2 separate regions of the Homo sapiens genome follow, and region 2 is linked to region 1. A link is a loop called in an ENCODE intact Hi-C map of the cell type or tissue named here. Cell type or tissue: endothelial cell of umbilical vein. All regions are shown on one strand. Links, peaks and the distances in the headings refer to the core of each region. The heading gives the core; the rest is flanking DNA.

Region 1 (5,380 bases), core at 158-5,157:
ATGTATATGGCCTGAAGTACCAGGGCAAAGGAAAGTGACTTTCAGAAGTCAGCCATCAATTAACTTCTAAAAGTGAGGGGAAGCAGAAATATGGGATCTGTGAGGAAGAAGAGAGATTTTATAATTAATGAATGCCTTTTATATTATCTCCCTCATAAGGATCTTTCATGTTATAGAATAACAAGACTCTGTTTGTTATTTATGGTCCCTTTTCCTCCCAGGAGGAGGAGGATGTAAAACAACCAATCTTCATCTGACTCTGGTGGGATCAGATGCAAATGCTTCATGGTCCAAGTTATAGAGAGGGACATTGAAGTACTGAGACCAGGAAAAGGCCAACATGAAGTTACACAGAACCAGGAGGGAACCTGGTGACCTAAAGGCTGCCATTAGGTTTCATTCATTCAACTAACATTTCCTAGCCACTAATCTGGGAAAGCGTTAGCATATGTGGTCTAAGAATTTGAACACTGAAGTTACACAGGTCTGGATGTGAATCCAATTCTGTCACCTATTAGCTATAGGGTCTTGGACAAATTTTTTAACTTCTCTAAGCCTCGGTTTCCTCATCTATAAAATGGGAATAATAATACTGTCTACCTCATGAATTGATTATTGTCTGTCATATAGGGAAGTAATTTATATATTAGACAATATTATTACCAACTTTGTATTGGACAGGACTGAATGTTTCCCTTCTCTAGTGTCCCAGGCAGTAACTGGACTCTGGCTCTGTTCTTAGCTTTGGGTTTTAAGGCTTGGTGGTTTGGTAGTGGCTTCTGGCTTTCAAGTCCAGCCTAACCCTCTAGTTTTACCTTGCTGAGCCAGCAGGAAGTCAGCGAGGTAGAGGAGGACCTGCTGAGGTACATGAGGAGAGGGTGAACAAGCTCCAATTGCCCTCTCACTTCCTCCCCTGTCCTCACCCTAATGGGACGAGAGTTTTGTGGTTCCCAGCGGGCAAATACTTTGTAAATGACAGTATTAAAACTTGCTGCCCATTGGTATAAATTGGCCACTGGGCATTTCAGCAAGCACCCATTCACTCACGGGCTTTCAATGAAATGCCATGCTCAGGGGAGGAGTCAGTCCTAGAAATAGAGAAACAAAAATGTGGTAGATTCTGGCCAGAGTCCCTAAGGGACATGCAAAGCCCAAGAAAGGGAAAAGTGTATTTTTTAGTTCATTGCTACTTGGCTTCAGATTTTGTCTAGAAAGTGACAGGGAAGCAGGACGGAGAAAAAGTGAGAGTAAACGAAGGAGGCAAGGGAAGTAGAAAGATGTGGGAAGGAAGGAAAGAAAATCTGACAGAGCTGAAGGAAAGAGATAGATAAACGCAGAAAGAGGCAACAAAAGGAGCAGAAAGAGGAGATTAAAGAGAGGTCCAGGAAGTGAACATTAGATAACTAATCACTGACCCCTCTCCCACATCTAGCCTCCATCCAGTTCCTTCGTTCTGGAGCAGAGGCATTCCTTTTTCAGATCCCTGAACCTGTGACCTCGTACCTGCCCAGCTTCTCCCCAATCTCAGGCTTAATACTTGACTCACCAGAGTCAACCATCCCATCCCTCTGCTGTGGGCTGAGAAGTTGCTGGGAACATGTGTTTGCAGTCAGGTCACGGCACAAATGAAAAGCAGCATATGATCCAGCTTCATAAAAGAACTTCCCCCCGACCTCCACCCCCAGCCATGTTGCCCAAGTTCTGGGTCTCCTTATCCCCTTCACAATTGTGAATTGGGGTAGTGGAGTGTGGAGGGGTTAGTTGCAGATCTTACCTGTTTTATGGTATTTTGTGCCCTTTTTCTCTCTCCTCCTCTTTCTCCTTCCTCTCTGCTCCTCTCATCAATTGGAAAAAACCTTCTACTTTAACATTCCTAGAACGAGTGGCTCCTGGTCTGTCCCGGCCTCCGGGATTCTGTTAACACTGCCCAGATGTTACGACGTCCACATCTGCCAAAAGTTTCCTTAAAGCTATATTATCCCTGAAGCTATAGTTATTCCTCTCTCAGAGAAGGGTTTTAGAAAGATGGGGGAGAAGGAACACAGGGATTAGAGGAACTCAGTCCGTCTGCTGCAGAAGAGGGGGAAGTGTGAATGGCACTGGCTCCAAGCCTGTGAATATAGTGATGACTAACACAGAGGCTGGCTTAAGCGGCCTCCAGAGATGTGTTGCACTGAAGAACACTTCTTTTTATGACTCAGCATGACATAAGAATTGAATGAAAAGGAATTTCATAAACACTCACAAACACCAAAGAGAGGGGAAGACTGTAGCTGACTTTGACATTCCCTAAGATTTCTCCTGTAATTCCTTAGACTCCCAACTCTGAACTGTCTTGCAATCTATATGGTATCACGTCAGATACGCTTTGAAACCCTCATGCCAGTGACCTAACTTCTCTGGACTTCAGTTTCTGTTAAGATTATATTGTTTACAAAAAAAACACAAAAAACAAAAAACAAAAAACATGTACTTCTTGCCCGAAGGATCAAGACTGATTTCCCACACTAAGAATGGAGGGAAAGCATGCCTGGAGAGGCTTTACTGGGAGGCTGTTTGAGCAAATCTAGCTGCTTCCCAGTGGTCTCTGATGGAGGGCTACATTTCACTCAGCAAGATTTTTTCATTTTAGTATCTGATAATGAGACTATTCTGCCATAGCACAGAGCAGCTACTTACAATCTCCCTCCCCTCACGGTTGACATTTCCATCTCTTGGAAAATCAGTGGTTATAGAAGGAAGAATTTTAAGCTGTTGTAGAAAGGGTGTTTCTCCTGTGTATGCAAGCAAATTGGTAACCCCTTCTCAGTCATAAGGGGAAGAATTGTACTTATGAGAATACAAAGTTCAAAAGCAAGCCTGAGCCTGCTTCATTTCCAATTCACCTGTGACAAATATGTATTGAGTGTCTACCATTTGCTTAACAGTGTAATAGCTACGTAAAGAAGATGTGGCTGGGCGCGGCGACTCACGCCTATAATCCCAGTACTTTGGGAGGCCGAGGTGGGCAGATCACGAGGTCAGGAGTTCGAGATCGGCCTGGCCAACATGGTGAAACCCCGTTTCTACTAAATACAAAAAAAAATTAGCCGGGCGTGGTGGTGCACGCCTGTAATCCTAGCTACCCAGGAGGTTGAGGCAGGAGAATTGCTTGAACCCAGGAGGCAGAGGTTGCAGTGAGCTGAGATCACGCCACTGCACTCCAGCCTGGGCGAGGGAGTGAGACTCCGTCTCAGAAGAAAAAAAAGAAGAAGAAGAAGACGTGATCGTCATGGCCTTATTCATTCCATAAATTTATCAAGTATCTACCATGTCAAGAGTGGTGGATGTAGTGGTGAACAAGACAGACAAAATCCCAGGCATTGTAATCCATAATTAATTCAACAAATACTTGTTGAGCATCCATTATGTGCCACATATGGTTCTAGGTATTTGAGAAACATCAGTGAACAAAATGGACAAAAATCCCTGCCCTCATGGAACAGAGGAGACAGACATCAAACAAGCATGTTCTTAATTACAATTGTGTGTGTTTAGGGAATCTTTACTGGTCATCTACTATAAGCTAAGCACTGCAGATACAGTGGTGAGCAAGTAATGTGTGATTCTTGATCTTATGGAGCTTACTCTCCAGCTCCCAGAGTTTATGTTTAGTAGGGGAGAGAAGAGGGACACAATCAATTAGAAAACAATACAACTCCCTACCGTAATAGACTGCCAAAAGCTGTGTTACAGACTTTAAGGACGCTAGGAGGAAGTCAGAGGAGGGGGTCACCTGAGAAGAGGTGGGCCTTGGTCTAGCCTCAGGCAAAGGAAATGCCATCAACAAGAGTTCACCTTTAGGTCAGAGGAGGGAGAGGCTAACTGCTAAGAGGTTTCAGGGAAAGATAGAAAACAAAGCTGAATAAATAGGGTAGGGCCAGAAAATCAGATATAGGAGTTTATTTTAAACTCGTGTGTGAGAAAATAGTGAATATATTAAATGTGTGTGTCTGTGTGTTTGAGTATGTGAGAGTGTGTGTGTGTGTGTGTGTGTGTGAGAGAGAGAGAGAGAGAGAGAGAGAGAGAGGAATATGAGAGAGAGAGGGAACAAGCAAAGTAATACATTCTACCAGAGTTTTTTCTTTCTTAGACCCCCCTCACTGGCTCCCTCTTGGCATAGTGTACGGTCTGAGTTCCTTAGCATTGCATACCATGTTCTTCACAAGCAAACCCCACCTATGTCCTTAGCCTAGTTTTAAGCATTCACCCCATGCCTCCTCATTCTGGACACCCTCTGCCTCATGCTCTTCCTTGAGCTTCTTGTTCTTCCTTTCACACCCTGGAGCCTCTGCACAGACGTGTTCACTCTGCTCCATGGTCCCTTCCCTCCTTTCTTGGCTTGTTGGAACTCTACCCACCCTTGCTGCTAGGAACCTTCCCCCAGCCCATCCCAGCCCAAGATGGTTAACTTTGCCTTCCTTTTCTCTCACAGCACTTTGTACATATCTCAATTTTAGGACTTTTCACACTTATTGGCATTGTTCTTTACTTATCTCTGACTCCTACTAGACTATGAGTGCTTATAAGGGCAAGAACCTTATCCTAGTCTTCTTCATATCCCCAGCCATCCAACACAAAGCCTAGCACATGCCAGGGTGAAGATGCTGCGTAAGGCCTCAATCCCACTGAAAGCTGGAAGCAGTGGGACAGAAGGGTTCCAGAGAGAGGTTAAAGAAGAAAGTGAAGGGGGAGAATATGGAAATCATAGGGAGATCAAAGTAAGGGGATATGTCAGAAGAGAGAGACAGCATTCTTGCAAAGCATTGGGATTAATAATATAAAGAGCTCACCCAAAACAAGTGAGGTTAATTATAATAACCCCAATGTTTCTGCAGCACATACTCAGTGTGTAAAACACAACGTTAGATACTGTGAGGCTACAAAGTAAAATAAAACACCTCTCTTTATGGTTTGGTTGGGAGGATAAGACAAAGGTGGATAAGGAGACTGACAGCATCCAGGCATACTCAATTTCTTAAGTTTCTTAAAGTTCAGTACCATTTTCAACTTTAAGACTTTTAATATGAAGCCCCTCAGCAGTAAATAAGGTATTGTTTTACGAAATATTAGATATGGAAACTGACTTCCCTAGTTGAGATCTCAGGAAAGCTCAACAAGGCTAGACTAGAAACAACTTTCTTAGAAAATGGACATAGAATTGTCAATTTTAATACCATTTAAAAGTATTTATGGCTGGGCGCGGAGGCTCACGCCTGTAATCCCAGCACTTTGGGAGGCCGAGGCAGGCGAATCACAAGGTCAGGAGATCGAGACCATCCTGTCTAACACGGTGAAACCCCGTCTCTACTAAAAATACAAAAAATTAGCCGGGCGTGGT
Region 2 (5,380 bases), core at 267-5,266, 750 kb before region 1:
CTTCTCCTGGGTTCAAACAATTCTCCTGCTTCAGCCTCCTGAGTAGCTGGGATAACAGGCGCCCACCACCACGCCCAGCTAATTTTTTCTTATTTTTACTAGAGATGGGGGTTTCATCATGTTGGACAGGCTGGTCTTGATCCCCTGACCTCAGGTGATACACCCGCCTTGGCCTCCCAAAGTGCTGGGATTACAGGCGCGAGCCACCACGCACGGCCTTGATTGCTCCTTTTACCTAAACAACAGAACTATTGTTTACAAGTTTTCTATTTACCAAAAAATTGCAAACATGCTACAGAGTTCTTATAAACCTTACCAGTTTCTCATCTTACATTAGTATGACTCATTAACAAACCAACACTGATGCCTTATTAACTCAAGTCCATACTTTTTTTTTATTTCCTTATGTTTTTCTAATGTCCTTTTTCTGTTCTAGGACCCCACGCAGGACACCACCTAACATTTAGTCATCATGTCTCTAGACTCCTTTGGCTGTGGCAATTTCTCAGACTTTTTTGATGACCTTGACAATTTCCGCACTACTGGTCAAGTATTTTGTAAAATGCCCCTCTTGGGATTTGTTATTTTTCTCATTAGATAGGGTTATGGATTTTTAGGTTTAAGTGTCATTTTCATCACACCTTATCAAGGGTATATATCAACATGACTCGTGACTGTTGATGTTAACCTTGATTACCTGGCTGAGGTAGTGCTTGTTAGGTTTCTCCACTGTAAAGTTTTATTGCATTTTTTCTTTGAGGTACAAACAATCCAATTACACTCTAAGTTATTTTAAAATATGTAACTAAGTTATTGACTTTAGTCACGCTGTCGTGCTATCAAATAGTTGGTCTAATTCATTCTTTTTTCTTTTTGTACCCATTAACCATCCCCACCTCCCGCCACCAGAAGTTCTCAGCTTCTGGTAACCATCCTTCTACTCTCTATATGACAAGTCCACTTGTTTTGATTTTTAGATCCCACAAACAAGAACATGTGATGCTTGTCTTTGTGTGCCTATTTCACTTAACATAACGATCTCCAGTTCCACCCATGTTGTTGTAAATGACTGGATCTCATTCTTTTTATGGCTGAATAGTACCACTGTGTATAGGTGCATTTTCTTTTTCCCTTTTTTTTTTTTTTTTTTTTGAGATGGAGTCTTGCTCTGTCGCCCAGGCTGGAGTACAGTGGCGTGATCTCGGCTCACTGCAGCCTCTGCCTCCCAGGTTCCAGCGATTCTCCTGCCTCAGCCTCCCGGGTGGCTGAGATTACAGGCCCACACCACAAGCCCGGCTAATTTTTGTATTTTTACTAGAGACGGGGTTTCACTATCTTGGCCAGGCTGGTCTCGAACTCCTGACCTCAGGTGATCCACCCGCCTCGGCTTTCCAAAGTGCTAGGCACAAGCCACCGTGCCTGGCCGCGTATAGGTACATTTTCTTTATCCATTCATCCCGATGGACACTAAGGTTGCTTCTAAATCTTAGCTATTATAAACAGTGCTACAACAAACATAGGAGTGCAGATATCTCTTTGATATACCGATTTTCTTCTGGGTATATACCCAGCAGTGGGATTGTTGGATCATATGGTAGCTCAACTTTTAAATACTCAATTTCCTAATAAGCTTGCCCCTTTAGCCAGAGTTCTGCTGCTGCTAGTTTGCAGTTCTTAATAGGCCAAAACCTAGTTAGAACCTCTGTCTTCTAAACAAGTTATCCGAATGTGAAAAGGTATAAAAAAAGCATTCTTTTTGCCACCCTGAGATCAAACCACTTACTGCATCCAAATGAGCACTAAAGTCATTCCTTAATACTTTCTGGAGCTAAACTGCACAAGAAGCAAAGTGCCAAAAGAAATGCTGTGTTGGAGAGAATGCTCCGTTCCAATCATCGTGCTAATTACTTTAAGAGTTAGCCAAATCACCTAAGGTTTGAGAGTAAACAGAAACTCGCTCAGCCTGAGAATACAGAATTCAGGAGGCTAGCAGAAAGGCCTAAATGGCTATTCTATAAGAGTTTTAAGACTTCACGAGAACAGGTAGTTGACTGCAGATTTCTGTGATGAGAAACAACAGAACAATTCTTAGTGCAACCAACAAGCGAGGATTCAGACATATTGACAGATAAGGAACAAGGCAAATGAAAGGATTTACCAGTGTACTCACACTTCAGTTCTTAGGAAAGCAGGGCACATTCCTCAATTTTTTGCCTCTTCAGAAGGGAAAGGATAAAAAATCGTAAACACTGAAATAGTGCAGTATTGTGGACTAGTCAGACATGAGTTGCATTCCCAGCTCCATCACCTACTAGATATATCAGTGCAGTGAAAACTTCGCTAAACTAACGCTATACCTATATCATGAAGTGTGTGGACTAGAGACAAGTGCATATCCTTACGGCAATTAACTGGGAAACGTCAAATAGTAACTACCACTCACCTTTTTCCGGAAAATCGGCTTAGTTTGCCCACCATAGCCACTCTGCTTCCTGTCATAACGCCGCTTTCCTGGGAAAACGAATTGGTATTTGTTATAAAATACTGAAGATCAGCAAGTAAGTCTTACAGGTTTTATCTTAATTTCGCAGCAGAAATATTAACGCTCAAGCCAGGCGTGGAGGGAGAGAGACCCGGACTCGTATGTTATTCTACAACACAAATGTCACATTAACACCAAATTATGCGGAATCCATCTTACCCTGGGCGTACAGAGAATCCTTGCCCTTCTTGTACTGTGTCACTTTATGGGGTTGGTGCTTGCCACACTTCTTACAGAAAGTCCGGCGGGTTTTAGGGACGTTAACCTAGTAAAGAAACAGTTCAGAACGTGCAATGTTATTTGACCACAATGGCACAACGCCCTACCTTACCCAGCTAAAGCTGAGGCACTCCAGGAGGACTCCTCATTACTTGCTACCTCTGACTACAGGGTGGGCCAGCCCCATGTGCTTCAAGCAGAGCTTCCTCCCTCCGTCGAGCCCCAAAGAGGGAAGAGACCTCATTAACTCCACCCCCGGCTAACTCTACCTCTTTGAACCCATCACTTCAATTCCTGGCCCCGTAGCCCGGTCCCTTTAGGGTTGATCCCGGCAAGATTGGGTTGCTCTGATATATCGAGTCCACACAGGAGCCTGGACCCATCCCGGCATAGCACGGGCGACGAAGGGGGGGAAAGATTAAGCTGGATGTTACTCGGCCCCCACCAGCAAGTCCTACCATGCTTGCGTGAGCGCTATCGGCGCGGAAAGAAAGAAACCGCGAGGCAAACGGAAGTATATAGGAGGTTCCCGATCGCACTTCCTCATGGGAGTCGGTAGGAGCAATCATAGAGTGTAAGGCTCAGCGCAGCGCCCTCGGGCGGCTGAGAGGACTCAGTTCGGAGCCGCGGGCGGGAGCTTAAGGAAGGACTCCGCCTAAAGGGTGGTCCACTCACCCCGACTTCCTCCCGCCCCGCAGCTTTCAACGTTTCGTCACTTTATCTCTTTTGGTGGACTCTGCTACGTAGTGGCGTTCAGTGAAGGGAGCAGTGTTTTTCCCAGATCCTCTGGCCTCCCCGTCCCCGAGGGAAGCCAGGACTAGGGTCGAATGAAGGGGTCCTCCACCTCCACGTTCCATTCCTGTTCCACCTCAAGGTCACTGGGAACACCTTTCGCAGCAAACTGCTAATTCAATGAAGACCTGGAGGGAGCCAATTGTTCCAGTTCATCTATCACATGGCCAGTTGGTCCATTCAACAAATGGTTATTGGATGCCCATTATGTGGCAGGCACTGTTCCGGGGGAGAGGTACAGTAATCTAATAGGCTTATAAATGTGCAATTATGAACTAAGTACTTTGAAGAAAAGGAACAATGATTGGCATTAAAGCAGCACCCTTCTGTTGAGGGAGTAAGTCAGCAGCTCTAGGTTCTGAAAAGTGACAATGAAATTGTTTGGCTCCTGTAATAGCAATCATCAAGCCTAGAAGTAGAAAGTACCTAGCGGCTCTTCCCTTCCTTGCAAACCTGGCAGAAGGCATATACTAGGTCTCAAGAGAGTCCAGCATAGAAAGACTTCAGGGTGCTAAACATTTTAAATAGATTGTGTCATACAATTCTCACAATAATTCTAGGAGACAGGTGGTACTATTATTCTCATTTTACAGATTAAGAAATTGAGGCTGTAGGATGTTAAACGATTTGCCCAATGTCAACGGTATTTAGTGAATCTAGGATACAAACCCAAGTAGACTGACTCTAGAGCCCGCGTTCCTTTAACATTATAAAATATTGCTGTTGTGGCCTGGTAATTATAATAGCTAAAAAAATTATGGCGCACTTACTATATGCCAGGCATTCTCCTAACCACCTTACATACTACCCCTTTTAATCCTGACAGCAACCCCAGGAGGTATATACCAGTATTAGTATTTAACAGGTGAGGAAACTGAGGCACAAGAGATGTTAAGTTTACTTACCTGAAGTCACACAGGTTGTTATTTTTTTGTGGAGCTGGAATTTGATCCTAGGTAGTCTAACACTATAGCCTTGCACTTAACCACTACATCATACAAAGGAAGCAGGGGCATCTGCAGTGTAGAGGATGGTGAGGAGACAGAATTGGGCTGAGACACAGGAGGAGGTGGCAGTGGAATAGGGGCTGAAGAACCGTGAGAGTCTGGGGTATCTTGCTTGCACAACCCTCCAGGAACACGCGTGGGACCTGAGCTGACACTCTGATCACCCCCTTTTTTGTTGGGTGGTCTCTGGGAATGAGATAATAAATATATTACCACTACCTGCTACATTTCCTGAAAATTTCTTTGCCAAACTTCCAGCATTTTCTTTTTCTTTCCAGATTCTTAAGCAATCTCACTGGCCTTTAGGGGTTTATGTTAGTAACATGGAAATATGAAGACCGTGAACATGGCCCCTCTTCATTTAATCAACCTTAGTTCTTTCTATCATATCTGGTGTTATGTGGCTTTGTGGGGGTTTTGCTTGTTTTTGTTTACTTAAAAATATTTAATTGACAAAAATTGTTTATATTCAAGGTGTACAACATGATGATTTGATATGTGTATACACTGTGTAATGATTACCACAGTCAAATTGATTAACACATCTATCATCCATCACCATCCATAGTTACCATGGGGGTGGTGAGGACACTTAAAATCTGCTCTCTTATCAAATTTCAATAATACAGTATTATTAACTATGGTCACTATATTGCACATTAGATCCCCAGAGCTTATACATCCTATAAGTGAAAGTTTGTACACCAATGCTGACACCGAGGTGGGAGGATCGCTTGAGCTGTTCTCTGTTTTGGACATGCTCCTGCTCATTAATTTCCCCTAAGACGAGGCACTCAGAACTGAATGCAGGACTCTAGGT

The links. Peaks named below come from ENCODE experiments on the same cell type or tissue, not always from the same donor. Only the 100,000 strongest peaks of a DNase experiment are listed, where the experiment ranks them.
Region 2: it touches region 1 in a loop (10-fold over the local background); 3 of 110 quality-filtered maps call a loop at or near these places.

What each region holds. Positions count from the first base shown.
Region 1 is chrX:100,640,910-100,646,289 of GRCh38, reverse strand. It overlaps SRPX2 (sushi repeat containing protein X-linked 2), which reads right to left and starts at 2,091. Exons shown (of 11, transcript NM_014467.3): 1 at 1,775-2,091; 2 at 1-97. In endothelial cell of umbilical vein, for the core only: no CTCF peak of the experiment used is centred there; a DNase peak (open chromatin) is centred at 2,239; H3K4me3 peaks cover 1,841 bases; H3K27ac peaks cover 3,360 bases.
Region 2 is chrX:101,388,886-101,394,265 of GRCh38, reverse strand. It overlaps RPL36A-HNRNPH2 (RPL36A-HNRNPH2 readthrough), which reads right to left and starts at 3,255. Exons shown (of 4, transcript NM_001199974.2): 1 at 3,220-3,255; 2 at 2,702-2,807; 3 at 2,444-2,511. The coding sequence starts at 3,222. RPL36A (ribosomal protein L36a) reads right to left here and starts at 3,255. Exons shown (of 5, transcript NM_021029.6): 1 at 3,220-3,255; 2 at 2,702-2,807; 3 at 2,444-2,511. The coding sequence starts at 3,222. It also overlaps a transcript of BTK not described here. RefSeq lists enhancers at 3,559-3,718, 3,729-3,788. In endothelial cell of umbilical vein, for the core only: a CTCF peak has its summit at 3,361 (motif pointing left); a DNase peak (open chromatin) is centred at 3,295; H3K4me3 peaks cover 1,857 bases; H3K27ac peaks cover 1,280 bases.